Linked DNA regions of Homo sapiens: region 1 is linked to region 2. Evidence: read pairs that join two places in POLR2A ChIA-PET (ENCODE). Cell type or tissue: Panc1. All regions are shown on one strand. Each heading gives the region's core, and the rest is flanking DNA. Links, peaks and the distances in the headings are about the cores only. Region 1 overlaps GMDS (GDP-mannose 4,6-dehydratase). Region 2 overlaps GMDS-DT (GMDS divergent transcript).

The links. ChIA-PET counts read pairs that join two places held together with the same protein. Peaks named below come from ENCODE experiments on the same cell type or tissue, not always from the same donor. Only the 100,000 strongest peaks of a DNase experiment are listed, where the experiment ranks them.
Region 1: POLR2A ChIA-PET joins it to region 2 with 34 read pairs; 2 of 35 experiments call an interaction of 5 or more read pairs at or near these places.

What each region holds. Positions count from the first base shown.
Region 1 is chr6:2,106,519-2,116,071 of GRCh38, forward strand. It overlaps GMDS (GDP-mannose 4,6-dehydratase), which reads right to left. Exons shown (of 11, transcript NM_001500.4): 4 at 9,253-9,362. Among named protein-coding and RNA genes, the nearest start is that of GMDS, 130 kb to the right of the region's middle. In Panc1, for the core only: no CTCF peak of the experiment used is centred there; a DNase peak (open chromatin) is centred at 4,873.
Region 2 is chr6:2,373,307-2,382,859 of GRCh38, forward strand. The region is part of intron 4 of GMDS-DT (GMDS divergent transcript); the gene reads left to right. Among named protein-coding and RNA genes, the nearest start is that of GMDS-DT, 130 kb to the left of the region's middle. In Panc1, for the core only: no CTCF peak of the experiment used is centred there; a DNase peak (open chromatin) is centred at 3,885.

The DNA of each region.
Region 1 (9,553 bases), core at 796-8,795, 270 kb before region 2:
TATCATTTATGTCTTCACCTTAATTTATGTAAATTACATACTGTAATCTAATCAAGAATCCTGGCTGGGCAAGGTGGCTCATACCTGTAATCCTAGCACTTTGGGAGGCCAAGGCAGGTGGATCACCTGAGGTCAGGAGATGGAGACCGGCCTGGCCAACATGGTGAAACCCTGTCTCTACTAAAAATACAAAAATTAGCTGAGCGTGGTGGTGGGCACCTGTAATCACAGCTACTCGGGAGGCTGAGGCAGGAGAATTGCTTCAACTCAGGAGACAGAGATTGCAGTGAGCCAATATGGTGCCACTGCACTCCAGCCTGGGCGACAGAGCGAGACTCTGTCTCAAAAAAAGAAAAAAAAAAGGAAAAGTTTTACTCACAGTGTATTTACTAACTTACTCTTTACCCACCATTTTTATAAATAGCATCTAGAAATTAATATTGTGGTAAATATGTTCATTTAGCTATTTGTATTAATTTTAGCTTAATATATATAAAATAATGTTGCAATACTAAAATAATGCTACTCTGGATTTTATTTAGTAAACAAGCCACTATTTATAAACACATTAAGGGTGAAAAACCCAACAAGCATAGCTTTGTGTGGTCCACTAATTAATTATGAGCAAAATTCCAAACATTATTAGCTGTTATCAAAATTACAATACCACCTAGCTCTAATAAAACAGAACAATCTGTTTGAACAGGGAGAGGAGAACTTTCATAGAGTGTTCTCTCTCATATAAATTCTTAATGGACTATAAAGGACTTTTTAAGTGGTTTTAGATTTGAATTCAATTGCTCAAATCTACAACAGGCTTCCAAGAAGAATCTGAGCCAGATGACACACAGGCACCCACCAACAGCATACACTCCTGCCTACCCTGATGAATACAAAGTCAAACATGCTCAACTTCTTCCTAAGAACCATGGGAATAAACTAGTCATATTTACAATCGTGGTGTTTATTCATTATAAACCTAAACATGAAATTATAAAATGAAAAAGGTTTCGTATTGCAATTTTGCGCTGTAACAAATAAAAGTGGTTACAAACTGTATTAAGTTATCACGGGGGCTGTGTCCACACAGGTGAAGGGACAACAGGACTGATCAGAAAGAAATGGGAGCTTGTAGAACAAAAACAAACAAAACCGTAACATTACTTGACCGTAGAGGTTTGTTCCATCCACATCACCTATTCACAGAGATTAAAAGTATCCAGTCTTTGCTCCAAGCACCTACTCACTGTACCTGTAAGAGAGCTAATTCTTCTAGACACAAAAGGCACTATAGTATGCAGGGATATTAGGTCTAAATGCAAACATACCTTATTAATCCTCAGGCTTTCAAAGTACTCACTGCTCTTTAACAAGTAAAGCATTCTGCTCATAAGGAATCTTTATTATTTGAACATTCATAATTTGCTAACAAACTAGAGTGATTTATGTTGCTCTGAGCACATCTAAAAATTACATAAGACAAGAAAACAATGAGTTTTAAAACTCATATAACATCATAATAAACTATATCGATTCATAAATATACTAAGCAAAATAAGTTATCTTCAGAGACCCAATATGAAGTTACAGTTTGTGTATACTAATATATGGACAAAAATGTATTTTCAGTGCTAAAGCAGAAATATTTATTTTTAGATCTTAGAAAATAGGTTAATTCACATTATACTTATATAACTGACTTGACAATTTCATTTAAAAATAATTGTATGAATAGGAACAAGCTGCTCATTCTAACAACGTCTTCATTAAGAAATTGTAGCAAATATTATTTGCCTCCCATAGCTTTTAGGGAAGCTAACTTACAAACCACCATGGTGTAGATATTCAAAATTTTAAATTTTATATTGAATTAAATTGTACTACCCTAACCAAAAAGATGATTATCATTCCTGATGAGTTAGTACCGTGGATTTCTGTTGTCTGTATATATTATATATATTAATTTTATGTTAGTATCACTGATGTGCTAACATTGCACCTGGCATTGTTGAATTTGGGGATCTTCTAGCTATTCAAATACTCTTTCATATGGTATTAATTAAAACCAGTTCCCTCCAGCAAGGAAAGAACAATGTTTTAAACTCAAACTCAAATGCACCAAAACTTCATTTCACCGTAGTAAACAGTGGGAATGACAAGAGGTCCGATATAAAGTATCAGAGTCCTGCGGTATCTTCCCCTCACAGTTCAACGATACTGCCCACCTCGGTATTCTCAGCTTAGTAGTGTGACAGGAAGACTGAGTGGCATCATATCTGGGCTGGAGACTAGGTAGCGTGTGGCTGCTTATGAACCGCACGTCCAGGTGGGCACCTGTGAAATAAGTGCTTGAGCTGGCTCTGTGCCAAAATCTTTGCCACTTTAGAATTCTAGAGCCCATTTATTAAAAAACAAAGGATCCAAAACATCACTTTTTCCTTTAGAATACATCATAACAAGTTAACATTTTGGTGGCAGGAAATACAGTTATTTGAATGAGGAAGACATTCTTGCAATCATTTCGAACAGCAGCTAAGGCAAATGACAGGCCTCAGTCCCAGGCAGAAACAGCAAAGACGGATATGTTGACTATGTAACCTGAGCCCATCCATTTCTCTAGATAATTTGCCTCAAGTTAGACTGAACTGTGAGCAGGCAGCACACTGGGACTGAAGTGAAGGAGGACACACAGCGGCCAATGCATATTTCCTTTCCCCCATGCCCACTGCATTCACTGCTTGCCTCCTTCATCAGGACTTGGGGTGGTGAGGGTCCAATCCCAGGAGAGATATTATTGGAGACAGGATGGTCAGGGGGCCTCACGGAGAAGCTGATGCTTAAGTTCGAGTGTAGTTAAGGGAATGAGACAAGTAGATATCTAGGGAAAAAGAGTTACAGTCAAGTCCACATACATAGGCCCACAGGTAGAATCACATCTTAAGGAAACACAGCCTAAGGCAGGTGCTTGCTGCATGGATGAGAAAAACAGAAGCATAAAAAGGCTAAGTGCCCTCTTAGGGTCATGTAGTGAGCATGTGACGTGACCAGGATTTTAAGCCACAGAAAAGTCCAAGACCCAGGGTCTGGTGTGGACCTGGATATGAAGTTTTAGAGTGTGTCCCAGGAACCGTGATATGCACCCCTGATTTGATAACCTTGCCTGGACCATAGTTTCTTGTGAGAACATTCCTCTCTTCTGCCCCATGGCAGTCGTCTGTTCCAGTAGTGGACATAATGTCTCCCCGCTGCATCCTCTGGGCACAGGGCCTGTAAAGGGCCGATGGCTGTATTCACACATGTTAACTTACTGAATGCTAACATGCAATTGTATGGGCCACAGGCCAGGCCCTCATCCACATTTCAGGATGTTCTAACAGCTTCTCTTTCCTTCTAACAGCAATAGCTACGCTCCCTGCCTGCTCCTTACTTTCCTGCTCTACTCACACCTCCCTGTCAGGCTCCCCAGGGTCCAAAATAAATAAATGAATGAGCAAGAACACAGAAGAACAGTCCCTCTCTGCTGTTTGCTCTGGGTTTTTAATAGGCTACCCCCTATCCTTACTGTAATTACACGGTAAAGGGCCACGCTGTTGCAATTTTGTTTTGTTCTATAATTGGGTTAGCCAGGCACTAACCAGATGTTCAACTATAGACTCCCACCTTTCACCAACCGCCCTTCCCCCCCATAATGCAATTCTCCCAATGTATTTGTTCACCCACCCCCCTCCCTCAATTAGAACAGCCCCAAGAGGTTCAGGCTTCCTGGGGACGAATATGGGGGTCAGCTATTAAGGTACGGATTTCAACTCTCAGAACCACCAGGAAAATGTCACTGGAGATGACAGTTCTTTAGCTTAGGTAATTCAGTTTCTTGGGCCCTTTCCCAGGGGCCACAGATTTAATTCCTATGGCTATTTTTATTCCCACCTCCATTCCTTTAACTAGCTTTTCTGTCTCATCCCTCCTAGATTCTAACTTCGTGCCAGGTCACTAACGCACTGGCCCCTTGACTCACAGTCAACTCTGCCTCCTGACTGGCATCCCAAGCTTGAAGTCCCACGTGGAGGAGTGTTCAGACTCAACCCCCTGGGGCTTCCACAGTCAGAATCTGCTAACTTGTCCCGCACAACTCTGTGAGGAAATCTCAGCTCCTGCCACATGGTCATGACCCAGTGTACCTCCCAGGCACTCATGCCTCCTAGCAGTCCTGAAACAAAATTAAACAAATAACTTACACAGAGACTTGAAAAGGAAAGTAATACAGATATTTAAAGGGTTAGAAAAGGAGTAGAAAGTATGGGTTATTCAATCTGAGTAAGAGAAAGTGAAAGAAAGACACACTCATGGTTTGTAACGCTGAGAAAGAATTTGAAAATCCTTTTCAAAACTAAAAAAAAGACTAAGTGACTTTCTGTCTCCACTAAAGACACATTCCACAATGGAATAACTGTTGTTTCTTTGAGAAAAATCAAGGCAATTCCAACATGGCATTGTGAGGCAAAGGAAAGAAATACTGCACTAGGTTCACTGTAGAAAGATCTCACCAACACCACTACTTTGAAAATGACATTAAGATTATTAAAGAAGCTCCAAGACATGGGGGACGAATCGAAAATCCGGACAGCAATTAAAGTTAAACAATTAAGCAACACTATTACTTACACAGCAAAAAATACACAAACCAACCAACCGCACAACCACAACAAAAAAAGCAGTTTCCTAAAACATTTTCTCCATCAAATGGGCAGGACTACGCATTGGATAATTTGTTCCTACTTGGATGATGTCATCATGCTAGGTTTAACTTCTTTTAATAACTAGTACATTTCAGTCATCTCTCACTTTCTCCCACATAAGATCAAACCAGCCTTTCAATGACCTACTTCATGAGTCATAATTTTTCTGTTTATGATTCAGAAAAATGTCTTCAGTCAGTATTTCCCAGACTTCTGTGGGTTTATTCCAAGAACCAATTTCATCTTCGCTGGTTTCCTACAGGAAACCAGAGCAACTTCCTATTATTTTATTTTCCTTACTTTTAGCATACCCTAGCCCACATCAAGTTAACTGGAAGTGAGAGCGGTAGGAGACTTTATTCCATACAAACAGAAGCCAACACAAACAACACCCAGTCTAGAAGTCACGGGTGCAAAATTAAATGCAAATGTGTGCTAATATTAGGACCTTTTTTCAAAAGGACACCAAACCAAATAACAAGAAATTTAATTAATCTTATGGCAAACATTACACTGTCAGAAGTAACTTTTTTTGTCTAAATATATCTATGAATACAATAAATTCTACAAAGCTGATTAATATAGAGAAATTAACTATAAGAAACAAAATATGTATTTTTTCATCCTAATTCCTTCCCTAACAAGCTACTAGAAAACAAACAAACAATTGCAACCCACCATGGAGAGCCCTGGAGAGGTGAGGGAACACAGCAGCATGCTGCCAGCAACCTGACAGATGAGCAGTCTGTGATCACATGGCGCCATCATCCCAGGCCCCTTCCCCACGCCCGCTCTGGCCATGACGAAGCCTGTCCACAGATCACAGCATAAACAGTGGTATGGAACAGGGATTTCGAAGGACATTCTAAGAGGAGCTGTTCATACTAAGTACTTGAGAAGTATTTATTATCTCAGACTATGTACAATTCAGAAAAAGAGGTTTCTGAATATCAAGAACTTTGATACAAACATATATCATATTCGCTTTCCATTCTTATAACTCCTGACTGCAGACGTAGTTTTGGGCTTTAAAAGCTCATTAAGTCATTAACTAGTAAGTAATAGGATTATTTTACATCAAACTCAAAAACCTATATATTAAAGGCAAAGGTCTAAGAAGAAAGCATTTAAGGAACATATTCTATTTGGATAAACCAAGAAACCTGAAACACTAGAACAAGGGTTCTCAAAGTGCGGTTCCCAGACCAGGGACAGCATCATCTGGACACACCCTAAAAATGCAAGTTCGAAGACCCCACCCTAGACCTAAAGAATCAAGGATTCTGAAGAGAGGCCTGGCAACCCACAAATGATGCTACAAGCTTTACCCATCATATTCTCTCTTGTCCCTCTACATAAAAATTTCTGGAAAAAAATGCATTCAATTTGCATTTCCCTTATAACCTCTCAACTTCTAAACCCCTTGCACGCTGGCCAAGTTCTTCTGTCACATCACTAAAATGTTTCTTTAAAACGTCACAAATCCTCGCTGGCCTAACTGGCAAGGCCGGTGACTTTTCCTGGTCCTCATTCTCCTAGCCTCATCCCCTCTTGCTTGCAATGACCCAATTTCTTGACTGCCATGGCACAATCCCACCCTCTGCCTCCTCCACTTCAGTCATCAGCCCTACTTGTCCTCATCCCACCCTCTCACTATCAACCTGTTTCCAAGATTCAATCTTCAGTCCTCTACCCGTCTTTCTCCAGTTACTACTTGGCATCTTTAAGACCTCAAGAGCTGAATATACAGCTCTGTACCCTAGATCTCTCTCAAAACTCACAGCATATTTGAAGCTACCTTATAGCCTGCTTCCCTTGAATGTCCTTCAAGTAACGCCAGTAAAATGTTTCCAAAAGGGAACTTATTTCTCCAACCCCACTCCAAAAGTTCCTCCTTGAATGTCGGTTTCTAGTACTGGTTCTATTGACCTTCTGGTCCCCTGGGCACTGGAGCCCTGGGTTTCCCTCTTCTCTAGTGACCACATCAGTGCATAGAGAAATCAGCCCCACCTGGCATCCTGTTTCATTCCTCACTCCCACCCCCATTTCTAGTGACACCATCCTCATCCAGCAACTTCCTAGCTCTTCTTAAGCCCTACCTCTAGACTCTTACCTCTAGAAGTCATCACTGAATATATCTTCCCCCGTTCAAAACATGGGTAGCTGCCCAGGCACAGCCCAGCTTCCTACCTGACCTTACCTCACACTTCTCCTCATACTGGTTCTGCTCAGCTCATCTCGAATGCTCATGATGCTGCAAACATGTACCAAGTTTTCCCACTTCTCTTTGCCTCATATTATTACCCCCGTTTCAACTATTAGTTTCCCGCTACGTCTGTAACTCTGTAACTGTCCTCTCTATACCTCAACACCAGAGCCAGTGTCGGTTCCGCCTCGCACTATCCATCTACCCCCAGACGGAAGTTCTCTCTTACCCTCCTCTAAAGAGTCAGACACTTGTGCCAATCACCCCTCCTAGAGTTGAAACCCCCACAGCAGAGGTGTATCTGACACAGCTTTTCGTACTGTACCATGCATGACACCTTGCATGAGGTATGCACTCAACAAATATTTGTTGGAAGATTAAATGACCTTACAAACCAAAATTCTCACTGAAGAGTGCCATTTCCGCCCATTAACTAACCATTAAGAAAAGCAGCCAAAATACCATAAAAAAAGATAAACTTCACATGTGTAGCAATGTAGAGGGAACCAACTCAATAGCCTATGATTTCTATTACTTACAGTACAACCACACCAGAACGATAACAAAACACTATCATGATCACTACAACTAAGAAAACCAACTATAACATATTTCTGAACTATAAATATGTTTTGGGGAAAGGAAAGAATCAGCCCATTTAATACTAAATGACAAGGGGAAGGTCTTCTATAAATAAACCTTTATAAAAATTTTCTGCATCTTTCATTACAATTTTCAGCTCCTAGAGGTGATAAACTATCTATGATTACAAAGGAAACTTCTTAATCTAAAGGAAACTGAATAACAGAATGTTCATTCCAAAACATTCTGTTTTGTCTGGAAGATACTCTCATGGCTGGTCAGGAAGGTCAAGAAGCAGCCAGATGACTTATAATGTGGAAGATAGACTGACTACCTCAATTAGGGAAAAATAAAGTCTTCATTCCTGGAATGATAAAAAGTCACCGCTTCTCTATAGGAAAGAAGGGATGTAATTTCTCAAGCACACAGTATGCATAAGAGACTTTCCAAAATGAAAAAACACATGGAGAATCATTTAGAAAAATAGCTAAGCTGTAACCTAAAGACCCTGATACCTTTCACAGACTTTGGTGAAAGTCTGGATATAGAACAGAATCATCACAGATTAAGAAAAGAAAAATGTTTCTTCATAGACAGCACAGGCAGATATGAGGTATCATCATTCATCGATATGTAGCCATCCTTCAAGGTTAACATTTGAAAGAAATACATATAATGAAGACTGGCAATCAGTTATAAGATTGAGTTTATTGCTATGTTTCTCTCACCATGTTCTCCACTTGGTTTCATTTTATCTAGTTCATGATTTCTTCCTTAAACAAGCAGAGGTATATAGAATAGGCATTTAGCTTCCATTCTATGCAAACATGGGGATACAGAAAAATAGCCAATCACCTAAGAAAAACTTTCTGAAATAAGACTCCTGTACTTGTTCATTAAATAGCAAAACAAACAAACAAACAAACAAACAAAAAAAAACCTCATACATTTTCTGGACTTTTGAGGGGCTTTTATAACTTAAGAGTTACTTGCTTTTATTTCTCAGGTCCACTAACCATCCTGTCTGAACAAGTATCTAAATAGAACTCCTATCATTCATGGCTTCAGATTTCACTTATTCATGTGAGCAGGAGGACACGGCAACAAAAACTTGAATTAAGCAGACCACTAGAACCCTAAGGATGGGCCTGTGATGTTTACCGTGATTCCTTCCAGAATGCGAATAGAGGGGAAAATCCACACTGGCTATATCACACTGAGGAGGAGGGAGACTAAAAAGCTTTCTTCCAATGATTTTTACCATTCACAATTAAAAAGTTAATTCAGCTAATTTTAACATATTATTGGGACTCAAAAATATTCTCTCAGCCAGTAATTTAGCCGCTACCAAAAATTGATATTAACATAAAGGTTTTACTTAGTTACATCTTCCAACATTTTAACAAAACATTTAATTCACAATCTGTTATTTGAAATGGCAGAAAACACATCCATGGGCCTCATGGCTACAGGGAACAACCCAAAATAAACAAATACTGCTATTCCAATATTAGTGGTAAGGTTTTATTATATTGTTTAATAACAGACAAGAGACTTTTAAAAAATCTATGAGTACTTCAATTAGGATTAATACTTAAACTAACACTGACAATTCAACTTGAAGACTAAGACCAGTGATTATATTACTACACTGAGAAGCAGCAGACACAAGTAAAATACAGAACGCCACAGAAACACGGCCAGAGAAATCCCAATGAAAATGCTTACTTTGACGTGGCTCTGGGCTCCAAGGTTGTAGATCTCTGTGGGCTTTACTTCATTAATGATCTTCACAAGGCAGGTACTGTCAGTGAGATCGCCATAGTGCAACTTCATGTCTTCAGGATACAAAAACATCCCATTAGATAGAGAAAAGCAACATAAGCTCAATTTTTAAAAACATCAAAATTGAAATGCATATTTGGAAAGTCTGAAAACCAGGGTCAAAATGGAAATGCTGTACTGATGGTTCTGGAGTAGCAGAATATAACTGTCACCTTTACCTAAATAATAGAAAGATAGCTACATA
Region 2 (9,553 bases), core at 399-8,398:
TCATAAAGCCCAATGCAGAAGCAAGCATTGATTATATCAAGGGACAGTACTTGGTAATGGGGTAGGCATTCAGATAACTCAGGATCGATTTACTGATTATAAATTATGTTTCTGGAGCAACTTAGACCACTTCACACTACTAGATGCTAAGTATTTAGCACTGACATAAAGTTAGAGGTGCTATGGTGTGAAAATGTCCCCTCCAAAATAAAGGTGTTGCCAATGTGATAGTATAAAGAGGTGGGACATTTAAGAGGTGATCAGGCCATGAAGGGTCCTCTTTCATGAATGGGATTAGGCACCCTTGTAAAAGGGCTTGATGGAGGGAGTCTGTGTCTTTTTGTTCCTTCTGCCTTCAGCTATGTGAAGATGCAGCAGGTAGGCCCTCACCACATGCTGGCACCTGGATCTTGGACTTCCCAGCCTCTGGAACTGTGACAAATAAATTTCTGTTCTTCATAAATTATCTAGTCTCAGGTATTTTGTTGTAGCTGCACAAAGCAGATTAAGACAAAAGGGAATAATTGCTGGGGGACAGTTGTGAATGGAAAAACACACTTACTCCCCTCACATAAGCTTAGCAGGATGGATGGCTTTACTTAAGTGAGGTGAGATGCGGCAGACATCATGGGATCCCACAATAGGGGAAGTCGGGAACAGAAGAAGCACCTGGGAAGAAATCATGTTTGAGCTGAGACTTTGCGTATGTGTAGGAGTTAGATAAGCCAAGAGGATAGGAGGAAACTTCCAGGCAGGATACAGAGCATGTGCCCAGGTACATTCTTAAAACTTTTGAGGAATGGAAAAATGAAGATGTCTATGGATACATTGGCCGCATACATCTGAGTGATTTGCACACTCTGACTTTCAGCTATTTATGTTTTTGGCCTGGGTTCCATGTTAGAATGTCGAGATAGCATCTCTGGGATAGTTCGTTGCTGGACATTTATTGACATTAAATTCCATGTTTTCTTAGTACAGGAGAAGAAGTTTCGCTTTCCTACCCACCTTGTTCCTACACAGTCTCAAAAGTAAAAGCAGACAGACCAGTCTGTATTTGCCAAACTCTTTCATGCTCTGAGCTTGTAATATATTGGCCTATTTCTCCTTTTCCCCAAAGAAGGAAACTTAGCTCTCATATTTCTTTTTATGGTGAGACAAAGTCATACATATATATTTCACAGGAGTTAAAAAAATACCTAATTTCAAGTCTCAGAATATTCTTTAATGATACTTTCTCCTCTTTCCTCATCTAGACCAATTAGATACAAATGCCCTCAGTGGAGTATGGAAAGAATATCTTATTCTGCAAAGGGTTTATTTTAGAAGGAATGTATTAAGAGTGAGGTCTGTTGGGTTAAACCTGCTTAATGGCTGTGTGCATCCTTGCTCATGACAAACCAAGCACAGTCTCTTTCCTGGAGCTGGCACAAGAAAGTGCTGGGAGGTGGGTGTTTGCAAACCAGTTCACGTGAAATTACCTAATTTAATGAAGTCTGTGTTAAAGCATGGCTCCCCATGTCCCCATGGTAAGACAGTCCTGAACCAGCTGGCTCTCTGTCCTGTGTGCGCTGGTATCCTTGATGGGAGCCTGTGGAAACTGGGTGCAGAGAGCATGATTTCAATTCCTGGCCTGGTTCCATGCAACCTGCTAAGGTCCTCTGGACAAGTCATTTTATACATTTGGGCCTGAGGTATTTGCACCAGATGATCACTAAAGTCCCTTCTGGCTGTAGCATTCTGTGAATGAATCTATTGAATTTGTTGAAAATCCCTAGACAGATGGAAATGGAGGTTGAAAGTTTATTTAGTACAGCATTTTATGGGGGAAATCAGCACAACTGCAAGCCCTCCTCGCACTGCTTGCTGCTGCCATTTAAGCTAGTCACCTGTTTAACAATAGTAATAATTTGATTTGATCTCAAGGACAATTGAGATTGAAGGAAGGTTGTGAATTTGAGTGCAGTGTCTAAAGGATGACATCCATGTTTGTGCCTCCTCCCCCCTCAAAGCTCTTGTCTGAAACACCACTGTTCCAGAACACCTGGGGCTTCTTTACCTGAGTATTATGCTATTCTCATTAAGCACAAGAACATGCAACAATTACGTAGAAGTGTGCGTGTGGGGAAAATTGAACACATTTCACAAGGGAATGGTGAGGGAGTGGGTATACAAAGCCGGCTTTGAACCTGCAAACCCGGGCCAGCCAACATGTCACAGGTGAGAGCGTGTTAGTGAGAGGGTGATGACAGTTCTGGGACCGTTAATTCATGGATCCTCAGATACACTCGGGCAATTGTTCTGGGTTTCCGGGAGGTGCGAGGGCGTTCCTCCTCCAGGGCGCGTGCAGGCCACGCTGAGCAGCCCTGCTGAACGTCTCCCGGTGTGCCGTCTCTCTGTTTCTCTGTTCCCCTTTCCGTCTTCTCTCTTATGTTCCTACTTGTCCTTTCTTCTTGACTTCCTCCTTTGTTCCAATGTGATGATTATGGACGAGTTAGAAAGAGGTAGTAAAACAAAATGAAGATAGTCTATTCGAATATTTGGCCGCCACCACTATAGCATAATATAAAATGCAGAAAAACCAGTTGGCAACTTCTCGTTGATTTGTAGGCCGTATGACGCCCCAGGTGTCATCAGGGCAGGTGGAGAGTGTCTCCTGCATCGTGGAATAAGTATGAAGCTTTGGCTCTGGCAATGACCACAGGACGTGGCATAAAAATGAATTTTTTTGTGGGGTAGAAATCTTTCCTGTTTGTGCTAAGAGCATTTGTCCCTTGTTATACACATAACACATATACAACCTCCCCTACACCCAACACACACACAGCACATCCAAATCCAACACACCACACACACATACACATATGTACACATCCAAAACACATTGACACCACACAGACTCCACACACCACACACACTCAACCCCTCCCCACAAACTCTAAACCTCCACTATATCCCCAACACATGCACCACACCACACACAAACTCAACACACCAAACACACATACACATATAAACACACATACCCACACCCAACACACACACACCCAGCACATATACACACCACACACCCTCTACACACCACACACAAACCTCCAAATATACCCAACACACACACCAACCCAATGCATTACACACACATATACAAATATACACACACTCAGCACACACACCCAACACACGCTGACATCCCACACACTCCACAACAGACTGCACACACAACCCCCCCATATACACAACTAACACGTACACACACACCATACCACATGTATCCACCACACATGTACACATGTGCACACACACACCACACGTGTGTGCCCACTCACAGCCGGATGGGGAAAAGCAGGCACAGCCAGTCAGGGGTGAGCAGCTGAAGAACCCTGATGGGAGCAGGTAGCCTGGAGGGACGTGGGGTTAACTCTTTCCAAATAAGGAGCTTTCCAAACTGCCATTTCCGTATTCTAAGGCTTGACAGCTTTTGAAAGGATGAAAAGAGCGTGTATTTTCCAGAAATCCTTCATGTGACTATTTGCTTCATTTCAATGCCTCAGAACACCACCAACAAAAAACCCACTCACACCCTTGCTGGTGGTTGCTACAGTGCAATTGGCTGCAGGCTTTTGTTTAGAAGTTTGCAGCAGTCCGGGAAGGAGGTTTTCTTCCTCCCGGAGCTGAGAAGGCCTGTCTTCAGCACCAACGTGTCTTCTGGCCTTGCCAATAAAGAAGTAAGAAGCCACTGTGAAAAAACCATCATTCTCAACAATAGGCCAATAAACGGTTGGCAGAAATGCCATGCGCGCCCCTCCGAGGACGGGGCAGCGTGTTTGAAGAGTCACCATGGTAGTGATATTTTATGAGCATGAGTCACTTGTCTGTTTTTCAGGGAGCGCTTTGCTCGGCCCATCTCTTTTAGTACATTTCCATTTGGTGTGGTTTGGCTGCTGAGTGCAGTGTGGCAGCAAGTTACTTAAAAACATTTCACAAAAAGCCAGATTCCCCAGCGCTGGCATACCTGTGGACCACATAGATGGCTGTAATTGCAAACAGCTGCCCACCCACCCACGGAACAGTGAGAGGTCATTTTAAAACATGTTAAAAATAGCCTGCCCCAGGAGAAGCTGGTTCATTTGTTGATTCAAAAATATTTGCCACCAAGAAGCGTGTTCTGAACATATACTCCAGTTAACATTTCAGAGGTTCACTCAGGACTAGTCCAAGGTTAACTTTAGTCCAGTTGCTCTGTGTATCCATGAATTCAACTAACCATGGATGACAAATATTCAGAAAAAAAAACAATAAAAAATAACAACACAACAATAAAAACAACACAAATTAAAAGAATGCACTATAAAACCACTCATATAGCATTTACATTATATTAGGTGTTATAAGGACTTGAGATGATTTGAAGTATACAGGAGGATGTGTGTAGGTTATATGCAAATACCATTTTATATCAAGGACATGAGCATCCATGCATTTTGGTAGCCAAGGGGGGCCCTGGGACCAATCCCTGGTGGATACCATAATTAATAATGATGATGATGGTGATAGCACATATTTATGGAGCACTTCCTCTGTGTGTGGTGCCCTCTCGGCATTGTGCATGCACTAACAGCCCTCACACCCCATGAGCTGAGTACTGTCCTGCTTCACACCTGCATGGGAATTTCTGAGAGGTGCTAGGAAGGCTGTACAGTATAAAAATGTCTCCCTTCTCCATTTGACAAGTCGTGTTTGTTAGTTTAGAATTACCATAATAGTGTTCCTCAACTAGTCTTTAAGGTGCCCTGAAAATAGAAAGAAAGTAGGAGACAGAGGGAAAAAGGGAGGAAGGAAAGAATCAGGGAAGGAGGAAAAGAAGGAAAGAAGGAAGGAAAGAGGGAAGGGAGGAAAGGAGGGAGAGAGGAAAGAGGAAGGAGAGAAAGTTCTAAAGTCAACTCAGTTTTTAAGGACTGTTAAACAGGTTTGTTTCTGTGGGACTTCTCAGAGCCTTTATTGTGACTTGGAGAAGGTTGGCATATGCAGTGTTTCCCAGACTTGACTTCTGATCCATTATTTCTAGGGCTGGTCTTGATGATTCCATGTTAGAATTGTCCCTGTGGGTGTTACACAGTGCCCTCAAGAGGAAGGCCTCTTTTAAATGCATGTGACCCTAGGGAATTCTTCACACCTGTGAGGCAACTGGTTTCACTTACATTTTTTCTTCACAACGGTAGAGGTATGGGATACTTAGGTAAGATTGTCCCCCTCTTCTTGCAGTGTTTATGGAGCACCTACTCTCTGCTAGGGAACTTGGAGAAGATATACCTTAATAAGGTTTGTGCGTTTGTAGAGGTACTGAAAAAAATGGGCAGAGTTATGAAAAAAGAATAAAAGGGCATTCCTGAGTCTTAGCGGATTTTTGTAAACATGTGCAAACTAACCAACAATCTAATAAGCCATACAGTTTTGCCAACCTATAAAGGGTTGGTATCACCAAAGCATAAATACAAAAGCCCATATAAAGTATTTTAATTGATCAGTGCTAAAAATATCATTAGAGAAGTTATCTGACCTGTTATATTAAGTTGATAATAGTAATGACTAGGATGATAAATAAAAACAAATACATGGTAAACATAAATATATCATTTTATTTAATTTCCCAGTCACCTTCTGAGATAGGACAAGTAGTGAATTCATTTCACAAGTGACCTATCGCAAAGTTATTTACAAAAACCAGTTAGGATAGTTTATTTATAGTGTGTTAAAGAAGCATTGGGAAATCAGCTAACATAATTTGTACATCTGTGAGACTTAACAGCTTTTCCTAGACATTTGCTCAATGCCAGCACTGTCTTCTACAGGGCATGAGGCACATAAATAGAACCTAATGGGTGCAAGGGGCTGGCAGGGGGCTTTTGGCCCATTTTATTTGTTTGCTGACTTTACTGTACTCACATTAAAGATTACTGCTTTGACTGGTTCCTTAATTTTGAGATAACTGCATTAGATCTTAATTTAACTTTCTGCCTCAGTATATGTGTTTGCGATAGAACTTGCAAAAAAAAAAAAAAAAAAAAAAACAAGGCAAAACCAAACTGAAACAAACGAAAACGAGACAGGAAGATGTCACGGTGACTCAAGTACACGTCTCACGGTCCTGCCTGTAACAACAACAACATAAAGTAGCTTCGAAATAAGTCATTATGAGTCGCAGGGGGAAATGAACTGACAGGAACTCATAGTGTTTTAGCTATAAAGAGGCTATGTTTCTGTCCATGGAGGGAACAGGATGTTTCTTTCCTCTTTTTCTCAGGTGATGTAAAAAAATAAATTTATATTTAAATGCTTATGCTTTAATTTGTCCTTTGGTCTTTTCTTGTTCAACCTCATTAAAAACAAGGGCAGAAAAATGACCAAGTTTTACAAACATGCAGTCACTCTAATAAAATCCGACATGTGATTCAAGCAGAGAAGGATTGATTGAGTGGAGACCTAGGCCCCAGCTTCCCCGCTGTATAGATTTGAGCGAGTTGCCTATCCTTGAAACTTCCATTTCCTTATCTAGAAAACAGTCCAGGCCTTGTCTACCTTGCAGGACGGCTGTGAAGAACAAATGGATAATTACTTAGTTGGTTAGTTAGTATCCTGCTCATTTCCAAAAAAATAAAGAGAAAGGTGTCAAGCGATTGCCTCAGTAGATGGGCTTGATTTTGAGACTAGAACTCACTGCAGACATGTAAAGCAGTATTACTCATCAAGTCCGTAGAAGGACAGAATGCTAAACAAGACTAGAATTTATACCTAGAGCCCTAGATACTGGAAAAGACAGCCCCATCACAAGTGGGCTTCACTCCTGCTGAAGTTCTTCATGATTTATCCAGTATTGCAGAAAAAAATAGATTATTTTGCATCTCAGGGGTCAGGAGGACTTGAGAATTTAGCACCACGGAAGAACTGCAGAATCACTAGTCTCTCAGTGCTGTGTGCTTAGAACCACACTGCTTTATCAAGGCATGGATCCTGATGCTTTTTAGTGTCCATCTTCCCTATTAAACTGCAGGAGTCACTGAGGCTGGGTCCAAGTCTGTTTTGCTCACTGTGGGGTCCCTGGAGCCTACTGTGGCTGGCACATGGTAGGCCTTCAATAGTACTCCTTGAATAAAAGACTAAATGATGGAGCGACCCAGCACATCTGCCCCTCCTGCTTCTCAATGGGCTGCACTGGAGTAAGGTAGCAGGCTCAATCAAGCAAGAGCTCACTACTAACTAAAAGGTGGGAGGGCGAGGCCCAGTGAGGTGGCCAGGCAAGTTAGACAGAGCCCCCACTCTGCATGTACCCCTGGCTGGATGCCCTTCCTGCACTCTGAGGAATGTACATCTACTCTGGCCATGCTCGGTTGAACTGAAATTATAGTATCTTGTTCCACGCTTCAAACAGAACCAGTGTGAATGGCCTTCCCGATAGCTTTAGTCAGTGGAAAAACTGAGCAATGTGGCCCAGCTTGTGGCCAGTGAACCTTCAGCACAAGCACATCAAATAGATAAGACCCCAATTTTTGTCTACATGGCAAAAATGCATTGGGATCCATACATCACACACGCAGGTATATGCCAGCGTGAATGGTTGAGACATGTTAAGGAATCAATTAAGTTAGGGACATAGCTGATGGAGCGAATGAGGTTCTGACACACACACACAAAAACACAGCCAGGCCGGGTGCCGTGGCTCACGCCTGTAATCCCAGCACTTTGGGAGGCCGAGGCGGGCAGATCATGAGGTCAAGAGATCGAGACCATCCTAGCCAACATGGTGAAACCCCGTCTCTACTAAAAATACAAAAATTAGCTGGATGTGGTGGCGCCGGCCTGTAATCACAGCTACTCGGGAGGGTGAGGCAGGAGAATAGCTTGAACTCAGGAGGCAGAGGCTGCAGTGAGCCAAGATCGTGCCATTGCACTCCAGCCTGGCAACAGAGTGAGACTCCGTCTCAAAAACAAAACAAAAACACAGCCAGAAAAGTGGTGACCGGCTCTCCTGATAAAACATTAGTGTGTGACAGACACATTGTTTTCTGATTTGGAAAATAAGGACTATGGAAAGTAAGGGACGTGAGTGGGCAGGGGAACTAATATCATGACAATATTTCACTTTGAGCTAAAAAAGCTCCTAATTTCACTAAATTTTTTCAGCATCTGCAATATCTAGGAATTATGCATAAATAGATATGCCTATCTAATTTGGGTAGGAAAAGTTTCCCCAAATTGAAGGAAAAGTAGATTTAAAATGTTTTCAAATAAAGAATTCAGATATTCTGCAGTTTCCAAAACCAAATTAAAGTGTCACAAAGGAGTCTGGGTGCGGTGACCCACGCCTGTAATCCCAGCACTTTGGGAGGCCGAGGTGGGTGAATGACTTGAGGTCAGGAGTTCGAGACTAGCCTGGCCAACATGGTGAGACCCCCCATCTCTACTAAAAATACAAAAATTAGCCAGGCGTGGTGGCACACGCCTTTAGTCTCAGCTACTCTGGAGGCTGAGGCACGAGAATTGCTTGAACCCAGGAGGCAGGGGTTGCAGTGAGCTGCGATTGTGCCAGTGCACTCCAGCTTGGGAGACAGAGTGAAACCCTGTCTCAAAAAAAAAAAAAATAAAAATAAAATAAAGTGCGTCACAAAGGAAAGTAACTCAATTACACAAATAAAGTGGTCACTACCTAATTGTTACTGATCCTTTCAGAAGGAACATTTAATCATTAGATGTTTATTCTACCTTTGACAGCCAGTTCCTGGTGGAAGCCATAGGCTCACTGCCTGCTCTTATCTTAGTATTATTTCTTTTAGAAATGAAACGACTTAGTCTCTGAAGGAATACATTGCATTGAAATGAACCAGGCAAAAGGAACCCAACAGTTACTGTCTTTGATCAGGGCACAGAATATTGCTTTATGCTAAAATGAGACGTTTACGGTGTCTTTACTTATGTGAATTAAGAAACGAGGTCTGTGTTGAATATCATAACGTAAATAAAAGACATTCTTGGATCGTATCATTTTAGGAATGCCTTGTTGCAGGCAAATGTCAACTGCCAGAGAAATGAAGATAGATTGAATGGCCTAGGAGGCGAGCCAGCACTGTGCCAGCCAAGGGCCAAGCCAGCCACCACACAATTCGATCCTGGCCCGGCTTTTCCCTAAGACCGTCCCCGCCGCTCCCCTGTCCTGGTGCTTTAAGGGAGAGCCGTATTTAACACGTGGCTGGTCTCCTATTTGATTCCTGGCTTCCTAATGTTAAATTTTCTTCACCTCGCAAAAACCAGCGTCCTGATTTCTTCTATCTTTCCTGACTAGTCAGGGGTAGATAATTAAGGTTGCATCTAAACCCTTCTCTCTTCCATCTTTCCCAAACATCCATCCACACTACAGGGCAGCAACATCTCATTACGTAGATTGAAGCGTTGGGAAACCAGGTATTGGTCGGTCAAGACAGGCTTGTCTAGGAAGCGACTTGGAGCACAAGCCTGAATTACTGTTGGCAAACTTTGCAACACTGTTCTGTTCCAGGAATAA